Regions from separate parts of the Mus musculus genome. Here region 2 is linked to region 1. The links are chromatin loops, found by intact Hi-C in ENCODE. Cell type or tissue: gastrocnemius. All regions are shown on one strand. Links, peaks and the distances in the headings refer to the core of each region. The heading gives the core; the rest is flanking DNA.

Region 1 (7,959 bases), core at 1,731-6,730:
ACATTTTTGACAGGACTGCTAGCAAGCCACAGGGATCCTCCTGTTTCCACCTCCCAGCCTGGGATTTCACTTGCACAACCATACTCAGCATTTTTAAGTGGGTCTTGGGGATTGAACTCAAGTCCTCGTGCTTGCAAGGTTATCACTATACCAACTGACCTATATCCTCAGCCCAAGATTTGAAACTTTAAGTTACATGGCCTGATTTTCCCCCCAGGCAGGCAGCATCTAAAGAGGAATTTCTCCTTACAACAGACAATCAAATAACACCTGTGGCTTAGGTTCCAACTGAACTGTCATTCTCCATTTAACTAAACATGGTAGACACATACTGGATTTTCAGAATGAGACTGTCCACACCTCCTGTCTCAGCCTTAGTGGCTCTGGTGGAGGCTTCCCTTCCTCTAACTGCCTCCTCTTTCCAGCCTCTCACTTCCCCTGGTGCAGAATTACAAAACCAACTGCATTGAGAGCATATTGGAAAAAGCGTTAAGTCAACAAGTTATATTTTCTTTGGAAAGGAAGAGCAGCGAGTGGAAAATGAACAACAGTTCAGATCAGGTTAACAGAGTCCTTAGCTGGAAAAAATCCTCTCCAGTTTCCCATGATGGATACAGCACATTCATTCAGCTGCCCCCTGTGGCTCCTGGAGCATAAGACATGTTCAAGTTTCCAGCATATTCAGCAAGTGTGGTGGTGGAACAAAGAGGGTTTCAGCTGAAGCATGCATGACCCCAGGTTATATAATGAAGAAGACAGGAATGCCAGCTAAACAGATGCAGATATTCTTGGGTCAGAGTCTTGTCAATTACAATCTCCTTTGGTTAGATGGTCAAGAGCATTGCCTATAAAACTTATACTTACTCTGTAAAAGTTGGGGTTAGAGTACGTCAAGGACATGGCTCAGTTGTCAGAGTACTTTCCCAGCATGCATGAAGGCCAGTGCCCAATAGCTCATAAACCTGGTCTGGAAGCACAAAGCTGAGAGCTTAGTACCATAGAGGTGCAGGAAGGCGAATCGGGAGTTCAAGGTCATCCTTGGCTAAGATAGGAGTTCAAGACCAGCATGGGGCTACACAAGATCCTGTCTTTAAAAAATAATGAAGAAAGAGTACTAATGAGTCACAAAGAGATACTAGATTCTCACTGTATAACTGGAAATAGGTGCTACTCAAACATGGGAAAACCTCTTCCTCTATACCTCTCTCCCTCTGACATGCCAATCTTGGTTGGAATGGGTATTATTTTAAACTGAGTTGTTAAGCAGCGGTAACCTTGCTTGAAAGCAGCGCTTTCAGTTTTTATTAAATCATACACGTGTGCCTTCTTTCCTGGTTTGAAGTGTGCATTCCCTTCAGCTCTACAGGGTCTGAGAGTTCTGCAGATTTGCTGGCCTCTGGAGTCTTCTATGGAAGATTTCCAAGAGCCAAAGCTGTGCAGTGTAAATTTCACGGTTTTATGAGGACCATTCATTTTACTTCATCCTGAGAGGAGCCAAGGAGCTGTTTCTCTTTTTTTCCAGTTGGCATTCAACTGAATATCTGACTTAGAAAATTCCTGACTGAGTGTATAGGTGTTTCGTGCACAAGCCCATGCTATGCTCAACAGCTTTTGAAAGGAGATGCCTGGCATGAAAAATTACCAGTGCTTAAATGGAACGGGATGGGACCTGCTCTATCTCGTTCAAACATCTTCTGTGTCTGAGGAAGTGAAAGATGGTTGTCTTGCTCAGTACATAAAATGAAACTAGACAACTTACAGTGATTGTGTGAGTTTCTAATTTGCTTTCGATTCAAACAATATGTCAGGAGAGTTCATACCTAGAATATATAAATAATCATAAAAATTAAGTTCCAATCAACAAATTAGCCAATGAGCTGAAGAGACAGTTTTCAAAAGAAGAAACACAAATGAAAAATAAGTACTTGAAAAAGTGCTTGACACCCTTAACCACCACAGAAATGCACACTGAAGTTGCTTTGAGCATCCATCTCACCCCAGTCCAGATGGCTATCCTGAAAACAAATGGTAATGCTGGCCAGGATGTAGATAAAAGAGGATGTCGGATGAAACTACTGTGCAGATTCCTTAGAAAACTAAAAGCAAGACTACCATATGACCCAACTGCAATATTTCTGGATATACTGTCTGAAAGTCACTAAATCAACATAGCACACAGACATTTGTGTTTATTGCCACACTGAAAATTCATGATCACTAGCAAAAGGAAGCAGCTGAAATGTCCATCAGTGGATGAGTAGATAAAAAAGCATGGTGGACATGCACACATTGGGGTTTTATCAGTCATGAGAAGGAACAAAATCATGACCTTTGCAGCAATGCAGATGGAACTGGAGATCATTGTATTAAGCAAAATAAGATTCACAAAGACAAATACTATATGTTTTCCCTCACATTCAGGCTCTTAGTTTTAAGTATGCATGTGTGTGCATGTGTGTGCATGTATGTGCATGTGTGTGTGTGTGTGTTATGAAAGTAGAAATAGGGGTGAGGTAGGGAAAGCAGAGGCTTTAAGGAAAGAGGAGAGAAGAGAAAGCAGGAAGGACCACTACACTCACGAACTCACAGCACCTGAGGCTGCCTGGCCACAACCTGTGCAAGATCAAGCTTGTCAGCATTCTAGTATGGAGTGTCAAGGGCTTCATAAGCCTCACCACCCCACCTTCCCATCTGAGAAGCTGTGTACAATTCATGGTGTGGAGAAAAGAAAGTAGTTTGTTAAGGGAGTGGCTCATGGGAGATACCACATGGCCTGTGCCCCACAGGGGCACAGAAATACAAAGACAACACAAATCAGAGTTGATAAATTTTTATATAGTAGTACATGAAATCCAGAAGAAATGAGGGTGGATCTCAGTTGGAGGTAGAGGAAAACTTGGGGATAAATATGATCAAAATACATTGTAAGAAACTCAAAATTAGTTAATAAAACATTTAGTTAACTAAACAAAGAGAAAGGGAGGAAAGAAATAGAAATGGAGCGAAGAAGTATATGTAACATGTAAGCAGAAGAGGGTGTGGTTCAGGAAGAGAGAAAGAACCCAGCAGGAATGACATAGAAGAGCTGGGGAAGGAAGGCAGATAAGAAGTCACCATGGCATATACATATATTTAAAATGCTGTCATGACTCAGTGTGTGAACTGGGACGTTTATTAAAGATCACATCAAATCATATGTTCAGCAGGAAGCATCCCTGACAGCGCACTCGCTTTTATAGCTAGCTTAAGGTTCTTTAGACCCATTAGAAAAAGATGCAGTTCTCATTCTAAAAAGAATGCAAGCAAATTAGTTTGTACAAAAAAAAAAAAAAAAAAAGCAATATGTAGCCTAACAGAGTTTCTCCCAATGGCACTGCCTTTGTTGGATTTTGTTACTAAGATAAAAAGACTCTAACAAAAAAGCAACTAGGGGAGGAAAGGGTGTGCTTCAGCTTACAGTTCCATGTAACAGTTTATCACTGAGGAAATTCAGGGCAATAACTCAAGTCAGGGACCTGGAGGCAGGAAGTGAAGCAGAGACTGTGGAAAACATCACTTGCTGGCTTGTTTCCTGGCCCACATTCAGCTATCTTTGCTACAGCCCAGGTTCACTGCCCAGAGTGGGCTGAGCCCCCCCACCTACTTCAATTAGCAGAAAGAAAATGCTCTGCTGACATGCCCACATGCCAACCTGATCTTTATGTGTGGTGTGTGTGTGTTTCTGCACATGTGGGTGCACACGTGAATGCTGGTGTGTATGTATGTATATATGAGAGCATACACATGTGTGAGAACATGTATGTGAAAGCCAGAAGCAAACCTCAGGCGTCATCCCAAGGCATCTACTTTGCTTTTTGAGACAGGCTCTCTCACTAGCCTGGAACATGATGACCACACTAACCCCAGGGACCCACCTGTCTCTCCCTTTCCATCACTGGGATTATAAGTGAGCACCACCATGTCTGTGAGCACCACCATGCCTGTGAGCACCACCACGCCTGTGAGCACCACCACTCCTGTGAGCACCACCATGTCTGTGAGCACCACCATGCCTGTGAATTAAGCTCAACTCTTCATGCTGAAGCAGCCACCACTTTACTAAGGCATTCCCCTGGTCCCTACTTATAATGTTTTAATAGAGAGCATCTGGCTTGGTCTGTCCAACTCTGACAATTAATTCCCAGAGTCTATGATGAGACAGACATTCTAACTTACACACTTGGCTCTTCAAAACTTTTATCAAGACTGTGTTTTGGATAAAGAGGACAAAGGAAGATAGCTGTCTCAAAGGCAGCAAAGCCAAGGTCTATGCCCTGAGAAACGATGACTGCCCAAGTCTCGGCATCCTTCCTTGGGCCATTGTGAGACTGCAGGCCTGGCTTGGTTGCTGTTCTATGTCTGACTGCAAAACAAGCTTGTTCCAAAATGCCATGGTCATTCTAAGGTGGACCCTATTATCCTGCATTTTTATATCATTGACTTTTTTTAGTTTCAATACACGAAGGCATGATTTCCTAGCCACAATTATTCCCTCTTCTGTGTCAGACTGGTTCACCACCCCCCACCCCACCCCCCCCACACACACACATGGAGAACTAGATTTTAAAAAAAAAAACATTGCTATATACTCTCTCAAACATGAAAAGTACTCTAAAGACCTTAGCCACTTGCAGCCTTTCTTTTCTTATTCTGTCTACAGTGCCAAGATGACGCAGGATAAAGCACTCCCTGCCATATGGGAAGGATGCAGTGTGGGGTGGAAACCTGTCTGTCAATCTTCTACCAGCTGCCCTATCTCCCAATCTTCCCAAGGCCCCTCCTGAGTTTGTAAGGCCTCCAGACCTTAGCCTTCTCATGCTCTGCTGATATTGCCAGCTTCTACATCTGTCTCTCCCTCTAGAATGCAAACAATTTAAGGGGTTGTCCATTCATCTGCAGGTCCTAGGGCCAGTGCTGAGTTTCCACAGAGGGACATCTCAGCAACGTTCAGCTAAAGCAATAAACAGAAGCATTTCCTCACTCCATGATCTGTCTGTGATTCCACCAATTATGAGAGGCTTCACCTGTGAGACAGACAACCACTAATGGAACATCATGACTCCCAACTCTACAACATGTTCCAATTGTAAGCTTTTTACCTTGATTTCAAGCATGAAACAGGAAAGGGACACACACAAAAGATGTTGAAACCAAGCATGGTAGTGCATGCCTTTAATTCCAGTACTTGGGAGGCAGAGGTAAAGGCAGAGAGATCTCCATGAGTTCAAAGCCATTCTGGTCTACATAGTGAACTCTAAGCCAGATCTACATAGTGAGACACTAGTTCAAAAAAGAAGGAAGAGGAGGGGGAAGAAGAGTTGAAGTCTAGTTAATATCACTTATAGTTTTCAGATAACTTTTCTTTTTCTTTCATTTTTTTGTTTTTTGATTGGTTGGTTAAGTTTTGGGTTTTTATTTTTGGTTTTGAGACAGGGTTTCTCTGTGTAGCTGCCTTCATTAGCTGTCCTGGAACCCACTTTGGAGACCAGGCTGGCCTGGAACTCACAGAGATCCACCTGCCTTTGCCTCCCGAGTGCTGGGATTTAAGGCATAGACAACCAACCATGTCCAGTGGTCAGATAACTTTTTAAATTAAAAAAAATGGTTTATGCTTGTGTGCTGTGTGTATAATGTAGGGGATAAACTCAGGCTGTCAGCCTTGAGCAACAAGCACCTTTTCGCTAGACAAGCATATGCCTTTCTGCAACCCAGATAAATGCTTTTGCCTCAACTTAGTTTATATATTTATGACTTTCAGCTTTCCACTCAGACTAGAGTCTGTGTCAGATTGAAATGATCCTCCTTCCCTTCTGATCACCAGGGTAACGAAAGACACCCCAGGGGTGTCTGTCTTCATTTCAGGTTGCTCTGAAGCTGAACTTCAGAAAGAGTGTAAGTATTATTTATGGTTGCTAACAAAGCAGCTTCCAGAAAGAGGATCAGTACACCTAAAGGGGAAGTACATGAGCCACCGGGCAAGGCTGTAGGAAAGCTAGCTCATTCACCATCCACCTAGGGGAACACGTCGCTGAAGACGTGCCAGGTCACAAAGAAGCTGCTGGCACTTTTAATCAGAAGTTCCCCCACGGCCATCAGCAAAGCTTTGTCTCTGACAAAAAATGAAAAATATCTCTTTCCATGGTGATACACGCCTGCCACTGTGGCAGAAAAAAAAGTTATGCAAATTATTTTTTAAACTAATAATTATAATCATACACATATATGCATTTATAAATATACATTACGGTGCTGGGGATTGAACCCAAGGCTATCTAGCCCAGCTGCTACATTTCCATGTGCTGCACAGTTTTATAAATACACTCCATATATGCGTTATGTGGAGCTCTAATTGACTTGAAAAGGAAATGACCTCGTATAGGACTATCTGGTTCTAAGTCTCAAGCATCAGGAATAGAAGCACCTTCTATTTCCAAGGGTGGACTTGGGAGTTGGGGAGAACTCGACTCTAACCCTGAGTCTGTCATTTCCTCCCTCTGTGGACTTGGGACCGTCTCTAGGGTTAGACGAGAGCCTCCGTTTAATGCGTTGAGAAAGGCTGGCAGAAGGTAGGTGCTCTGTGCAGGTGAGCCCTGGGCTTTGGAACCACAACAGAAGCCCACTCGCCTCCTCTTTGCACACTCTCTGCCCCTTAATTTCATTTGCTTTCAGCCTTCCCAAGGTCAGCGGCTGCATCTACTTCTGCCTGTAGCATCCCCTACTCGTCCTTTTATGACTGACCCAGAACCGAGGTACTGAACCAGCTTCTCAACTCTAGCCCGCCCCAGAATCATAGCCCTGTCCACGACATAGTTCTGCACAAAATCCCCAAAGCTCCTGCTGCTGCACATCTCCCTGTAGCATCCCAGATGCTCCTCTGTGGGCCTTTGGATCTTTCCGGGCGCTTCTCCAACTTACAGCCTCGTTTTCAATCACTCTGATATACCTATTCCTAGGCGGTATTGAATGTCTATGGGTGGTCTGTAGTCTTGGTCACATGACTCCTTAATCACACGGTCCTTCCCTTATGTTTTAACAACTAAGGCTGGAGCAGGCAAGATGCCTAGGTAAGTGAAGGGACTTGCTACTTGCTACTAACCCTGATGACCCAAGGTTGATTCCTGGGACTCCCACTGTGTTACACTGGTCCCTTGTGTCACAGGAACCATTAAAACAGAAAATCAGACCAAGCCCTTCTCATTGCTCCTAAGCTCAGCAGTGGAGGGTGGAGGCTGGCTTGCTGCCCTCCCTCCTTGACAGAATGTATGCTTCTAGCCTCATCAAGGTAATGTAGATTCATCTTTTGGCCATGTAGCTTATATGAACTTGGCCATGATGTGTACTCAGATTCGCTAAAAATATCTCAATTTATACATGGATATGCACGGAAAACTAAACAAGTATATTGGGTTTTATTGCTTGTTTGAGGGTCGACTTAACAATACTAACAAAAAAAAAATTAATGCTATTAAGACAGGGTTTGGTGAAATCTTCTGATCAATTTCAGAATACCAGAATTCAAACAATAAAGTTTCATTCCCTGGCAGTTCTAGGGATGGAATCCAGGTTCTGGTGCATGCTAAGCAAATGCCCTGCCACTGAGCTATGCTCCTAGAGCACTTAGCATAGTGCTATATTAAATACACTCACTTAACAGAGTGTTGTAGACCAGTGGTTCTAACCTGTGGGTCACAATCGCTTTTCAAGGTCAAATGACCCTTTCACAGGGGTAATCTAAGACCATCAGAAAACACATTTACATTACAATTCATACTAGTAGAAAAATTTCAGTTATGAAGTAGCAGTGAAAATAATATTATGGTTGGGGTCACCACACCGTGAGGAACTGTACTAAGAGGGCACAGCATTAGGAAAGCTGAGAACCATTGCTACAGACTGCCAAACTGAACTATGTTTTAAATT
Region 2 (6,480 bases), core at 1,481-6,480, 61 kb before region 1:
AGCTCTCTTAATTGCCTAATAACCATGTCGTGTAACTTGGGAATTTGCAAGAATTTAGAGTTTTGTGCTCATGACACCTGGTGAAGGTTCCCGGGATTTTAAGGCATCAATCAAATAAATGATGTATGTCCCACTAATCTTTATCAACGTTTTGTTTTATTATATCATATTTTATTGAGTTCTTGAGGTGGAGTCTTTGCATAGCCCAGGCTGGCCTGGAACTCACAATCCTCCTGCCTTAGCCTCATAAGTGCTGAGAGTACAGGCCTGGTAACCTCACTACAGAAAGACAGCATCACACAGAGGAGACTGAGAGGCAGAAGAGCCACATTTCCCCTCCAACATGGCTGAGTGAGCCTGACCAAACCTGTTCTTTCTTAGGCTTCACTTCTCCATAACAAAAATGAGGGTAACCATGGCTCTGGAACCTTGTGGGATATATCTCCAGATCAAATCCGTGGAAGAAGCATGAGACACATGCCGAGAACTCTAGTTTGGAAAGGCCATGAAGGTCAGTATCTATCTGATGGCGTTGGGAGAACTCAGAAATTCCTGAGCAGAAACCCCGAAATCAGCACAATGGACAGAATATCTGTCACTCAACACACAATGATCGCTCAGGCAATATGTACTGTTTGAGGGCTAGCCTAAGCATCCAGACAATGCCAAGAGCATGGAGAGCCTTGAGAAACTTATCGAGAAGCCAGTGGTGTTATGTGAGGAGAGGGGAAACATGACTGAAAAGTATGTCCAAGAGGTCCTGTTTTCTAGTTTGTGCTCTTTCCATCTGTGTTGCTGTGTCCAGTTCTTTTTCCTGGGTAGAACTTGACAGAGCCATTTCTAGACAATGAAGATGGAGGTGTGCCCCTCTCTCCCTTTTCATCTCCATCTCAGTCACCATCCCTGTCCTTGTCCCCCTGTTCCCATCCCCTTTCCACCTCCTCCCCTCTCTCTCTCTCTCTCTCTCTCTCTCTCTCTCTCTCTCTCTCTCTCTCTCGCACACAAACAAACATACACACTCAACACACAAACACACACCAATAGGCAACAAGCCCCAGAATGAGATTTTGATAGTTCAGCCCATTCTGGCATTGCCTCAGATCTTCCTAACAGGACACAAGCCTTTTGTCTCAGTTTCTCTTTCGTGAGAGCTTACAGTGAATTTGAGTATGGGTTTAGGAGTGTCCAGGGTTCTTTTATAATGAATCAGATGAAGTTTCCTTTCTGAAGGCATCTCCCCCTAGCCTGATCACCCTCTCCACCCACACCTTCCTGCTGGTTTGATGCTTCCCACCACCATGGCTAACATGCTCCAGATGTTCAAACCCATCAGTGTCCCTGAACAAATTCTGAACTTTAATCCAGAGAGGATTTTATTATAATCTACTGTCAACCTTTTGTCTCCAGGGAAACGTCATTCAAGCAATAAGCAGTGATATGATACCAACGCCACACTTGCTACTGAACTAGTATGAGGACCTGGTACATGGTCCTGTCTTCCAAGAGCCCCTTCAGAAGGAAAACAGTCACAGCATGAGAAGATGTGGTGCAGAGTTAAGAGCAAAGCACTTAGGGATACTGAGGGACACCTCCTCATCTGCAGCTCATGAGAGCTAAGTACCAGCACCTTGCTAACTAAGGCCAAAGTCTGACATTACCCCAAAGCCCTGGGCTTAGTGCAAAATGGCAGACTCCCTTTACTAGCAGGGCTTTTCCTTCTCTGACCTTGTCTGGGGAGTGCGAAACTCCCATACCCTCTACCTGCAGAATGCTGCATAGCCTTGGTTAGATCACAGATTTAGCTTCCTTTCTCCCAGTAAGAACCTGGTCAGCAAGCACCTGAGATTCCAGAAATGCCTTACTATGATAGTGAGGCATCTCAGCACCTTGGCCTTTGACCTTTGCCACCCTGGACATTTTTACCACTACCCAAAACTATATAACTAAGTATCAGGGCAGCCCAAGGCTGGTTTCAGAGTGAATGTCATCTTGCTACATGAGTCTAGACTATTCAATTAACTTCTCAGATACTTTATATGCCAAGTGAGAATAGAGTATGCGGCCAGTGACTTTTATGAACAATAACAAATGAAGTAGTTTACAGAGTTATAGATTTTAGAGCTAAAAATCACCTCAAAAGATCATTCCATGCAAGAGATCACTCAGGGCTCTAGAGAGCCATACAAAAGTCAGAGTGAAGCAGTCAATTTTGCCATGGTCCTCTGCAGTTTTAAAGAAATCTCTACTCCAAGGAAGCCCAGTAGTGGCTTGGTGACCCAAACCTTCTTTCTAGCAAGTGGAATTCTGTTCACCAGTTGGCCTCTGTCTCTTGAAAATTTTGTTGTACATTTAAGCAAACCTTAAAATTGTTTCGATAAATTTTAGCACTGAGAGATGGCTCCATGGGCTTGCTTCATAAGCATGAACTGAGCTTGAACAAAGCTGGGTGAGGCACACCTTTATAGTCCCAGTGCTGGGGATGCTTGGACAGGAGGAGCCCTGGGGCTCACTGGCCAGTCAGCCAAGGCTACTTAGTGTGTTCCAGGGCAGTCAGAAAATTTACCTAATTAAAAAGGAGGAGGAGGAGGAGGATAAGAAGAGAAAGAGAGAGAGAGAGAGAGAGAGAGAGAGAGAGAGAGAGAGAGAGAGAGAGAGAGAGAGAAAGAATTCTTAATTAGGTAAAAGGAAAATAAATGATGCTAAAAATTGTGAGTAGAGCCAAGGTAAACAAGAAAGGATTTTTAGAATACCTGTGTTCTTGAGATTTTTTTAAACAATCACTTATAAACACTCAGGTTAAACTATCATAGGTTTACATGCATACATGTGTTGTGCTGTACTGTTTGAAAAGTCATCTCATTTTATTTCACATGAGCTACACTGAGCCACGTAGCATCCCTTGAGGAAAATGCTGCCACACATGTCTTATTCTCTCCTTGCATGTGTTAGGACCTGTGTTAGTCTGTGTTCTCTCACTGTAACAAATGCCTGAGATCATCCACTTATAAAGATTAAAGGTTTCATGTGGCCCACAGTTTTAGATATTTCAGTCTATGACTTGCCTCATTTCTTGGGGCTTGAGGGGCATTGCACAAGGCAGTTTATCATAGGAGAAGCCCATAGTTCTATTTACCTCAGGACAGAGAATTAAGGAGCTATGGTCCTACTACCCCCTTCAGGGGTATGTCTCCAACAGTTAGAAAACCTCCCCCTAGACCTCACCTCTCAAAGGTTCTACCACATTTCACAAGTAACAAGCTAGGACCAAGGCTTGAACTCACAGGTCTTTGGGCAATGTTCTAAATCATAACTATAGCGGCCTCAATGAAGCAAGAGTGTGCAAGACTGGATGTTGATGCCTGCTCCAGCCCTGCCAATTGTCAGCATGGGACTAATAATACCAGCTCCAGGCCTGTCTGATCTCCAGCATGTGCTCGCTCTCTTGTATCCTTGCTGGCTTGTTGTGTCTACACCATGCAGAGCGTCAGTTCTCAGGAAACTAGGCTGGAGAGTGTCATGTCTTCGAGGCCAAGACAGACACATACAATTTGAACTACAAAGCATGCGTGTGGTCACCATAAAGATGCATTAGCTTATGTCACAGGCTGTGGAGTGTCAGAGAAAGGTATAGCTTAGCTGCCTGGGAGATGAGAAAATCTTCATGGCTCGTAATGGCAGGAAAGAGCTGTAGTGAAGCCATGGAAGCTGGGACCACTGTGAGCAGACAGAAGCAGGAGGTGCAAGGTGCACTGAACACTAAAGGGGAGTGTGAGAGAAAGCTAGGGATGTGTGGCACCCTGTGTAAACACTAAGCAATGGGCACTGGTCTTAGAGGAGGCATGGGGGAATAGTCTGACCCATACTGCATGTGTGTTGTCCAGAGAAACTCACCAGTTAATATTCTCACAGACTGACATACAGAGAGAGCTTTATTGTGATGGCTTAACTAAACAAGAAAATGCCCTCATAGCATGCCCAGAGACAGCTTTACCAGCAACCCTGGCATCCCTTAGTCCTGAGGAGGAGACACATAAATTAACTCTTGTGTATATTGTGGAGTATCTGATAGCCATGATGCAAACATTTACTTAATTCGTGAAGTTGTGTAAGCCTCTAGAGGGACTAAAAGTTGCCCATCCTGAAGATTTGTCTGGCAACAGTGTTGGGTCTGGATTAGGGTACTTTTTCCTGTAAGTAAAAGGATAATGGGATCACCTTAATGAGTGAACAAACAAACACAGAGATGGAACTGAAAATCATTATAAAAGTAATTCAGGCCCAGAAACCAAATATTACATTCACAAGTGGACCAGTGACTTTAATTCATGGTGTGTGTGTGTGTGTGTGTGTGTGTGTGTGTGTGTGTACATGTGAGTGTGTGTGTGTACATATGAATATGTGTATATACATGTAAATGTATGTGGACATATGAATACGTGTGTATATGTGTGTACATATGAATGTGTGTGTACATGTGTGTATGTTGTGTACATGTGAGTGTATGTGTGTACATGTGTGTATGTTGTGTACATGTGAGTGTATATGTGTGTATGTGTGTGTATGGGTGTGTATGTATGAGTATGTATGTATTGTGTGTATGTAAGTAAGGCAATAGGTTATGAAACTATAAAGCGGATTCTGAGAGATGGAAAAGAGGTCTTAAGAGGGTTGCAGGGGTGAGGGAGAGGTTACAGACATGGTATGTCATGAAGCAGAACAGAGGCTTCTGAGGAGGAGACCAGTGTGGGTGTGAATCAACAAAAACAAGGTATGAGACTGAAGAGATGCTCAGACAGTAAAGTGCTCACCACTCAAGCCTAAGGACTTGAGTTCAGTCTCCCAGAAGGCAGGTGAGAATGGCAGGCACTGGTGTGCACCTTTAGCCACAGTACCAGGATGCTACAGATGAGAGAACCCATCTGGCTTGCAGACCAACCAGCCTAGCCAAATCTGGGAGAGATTCAGCAAGAGACCCTGTCTGGTAAAAAAGTGTGGAAAGTGATAGAGAACGACCCAAAACCAACCCCTGGCTACCACATGCATGTATACACACGTGTTCACACATACTCATAGCCATACATGCATTTGCACACACAAAGGAAAGCTATATGTATGAACTATTATAATAAAACCTGTTACTTTGTATGCTATTTTTGTTGTTTAAGACAAGGTCTTGCTCCATAGCCTTGGCTGGCCTGGAACTCACAGAAATCTGCTTGCCTCTGTTACCCATGTGCTGGGATGAAAGGCTTATAGCACCTCAACAAGCTGCATACTAATTTAAAAAATAACAATTGTGGTGGTTTGAATAGGTTTGACCCCCACAGATTTTTGTGTTTAAATGCTTGGCTCATAGGGAGTGGCACTATTAGGAGCTGTGGTCTTATTGAAGTTAATATGACCTTGTTGGAGGAAGTGTGTCACTGTGGAGGCAGACTTTGTGGTCTCATATATAAGCCCAAGCTACATCCAGTGTCTCTTCTGCTGCCTACAGATTAAGAACTCTCAGCTCCTCTAGAACCATGTCTGCCTGCACACTGCCATGATGATAATGGACTGAATCTCTGAAACTGTAAGCCAGTCCCAGTTAAATGTTGTTCTTTGTAAGAGTTGCCTTGGTCATGGTATCTGTTCACAGCAATGAAACCATAACTAAGACAACAATAATAAATATTAAAGAAAACAATAAAGATCACTTTGATGCAGGGAAATCACTGACTGAAGTCAAACGCAATGCAGAAGAAAAAAAAAATCAGCTGCTGAGGAAAAATCCCAGAAGAAAGACTAGTCTTTGAAACTAAACCATTACTATAATAATATTATTTTATTTGGGGCAATTCATGGAACTTAAGAGTGTTGTTGTCATAGTGAAGGTGTCTTAAGACTGGCATTGTCTAGGGCACTTTGGGGGTTGAAAGAGCACCTGGCCCCGTTCCTCATAACTTTCTTTTTTTTTTTTTTGTTCTTGTTTTTTTTTTCCATTTTAAATTAGGTATTTAGCTCATTTACATTTCCAGTGCTATACCAAAAGTCCCCCATACCCACCCAGCCCCACTCCCCTACCCACCCACTCCCCCCTTTTGGCCCTGGCGTTCCCCTGTACTGGGGCATATAAAGTTTGCGTGTCCAATGGATCCACCCCATAATCAGCATCCAAACGCTGACACCATTGCATACACTAGCAAGATTTTATCAAAAGGACCCAGATGTAGCTGTCTCTTGTGAGACTATGCCGGGGCCTCATAACTTTCAAGACTCAAGAAATATGGAATGGAGGCTCAGTCCCTTACAGAAGCCTGAAGGCAACTGAGCGTCTATATCTGACTGGATGCAGGGAAAGGAACTAGTGATGACCTCAGAGGAAAGTCAATTTTTAAAAAGTATGTGTTCTGAGGCAATGACTCGCTGGTCAAAACGCAGGGATTGCTGCTCAGGTCCCCAGAACCCACCATATAAATGCCAGCCTAGGAAGTGGAGACG

Evidence for each region. Hi-C counts contacts between places; a loop is a spot of excess contacts. Peaks named below come from ENCODE experiments on the same cell type or tissue, not always from the same donor. Only the 100,000 strongest peaks of a DNase experiment are listed, where the experiment ranks them.
Region 2: a loop joins it to region 1, with 8 times the contacts of the local background. A loop is called at or near these places in 2 of 42 quality-filtered maps.

The regions. Positions count from the first base shown.
Region 1 is chr2:3,572,142-3,580,100 of GRCm38, reverse strand. All of the region lies in intron 1 of LOC108168726, which reads right to left. Among named protein-coding and RNA genes, the nearest start is that of Cdnf, 63 kb to the right of the region's middle. In gastrocnemius, for the core only: no CTCF peak of the experiment used is centred there; DNase peaks (open chromatin) are centred at 3,623 and 4,770.
Region 2 is chr2:3,633,873-3,640,352 of GRCm38, reverse strand. The region is part of intron 1 of LOC108168726; the gene reads right to left. Among named protein-coding and RNA genes, the nearest start is that of Fam107b, 76 kb to the left of the region's middle. In gastrocnemius, for the core only: no CTCF peak of the experiment used is centred there; a DNase peak (open chromatin) is centred at 3,392.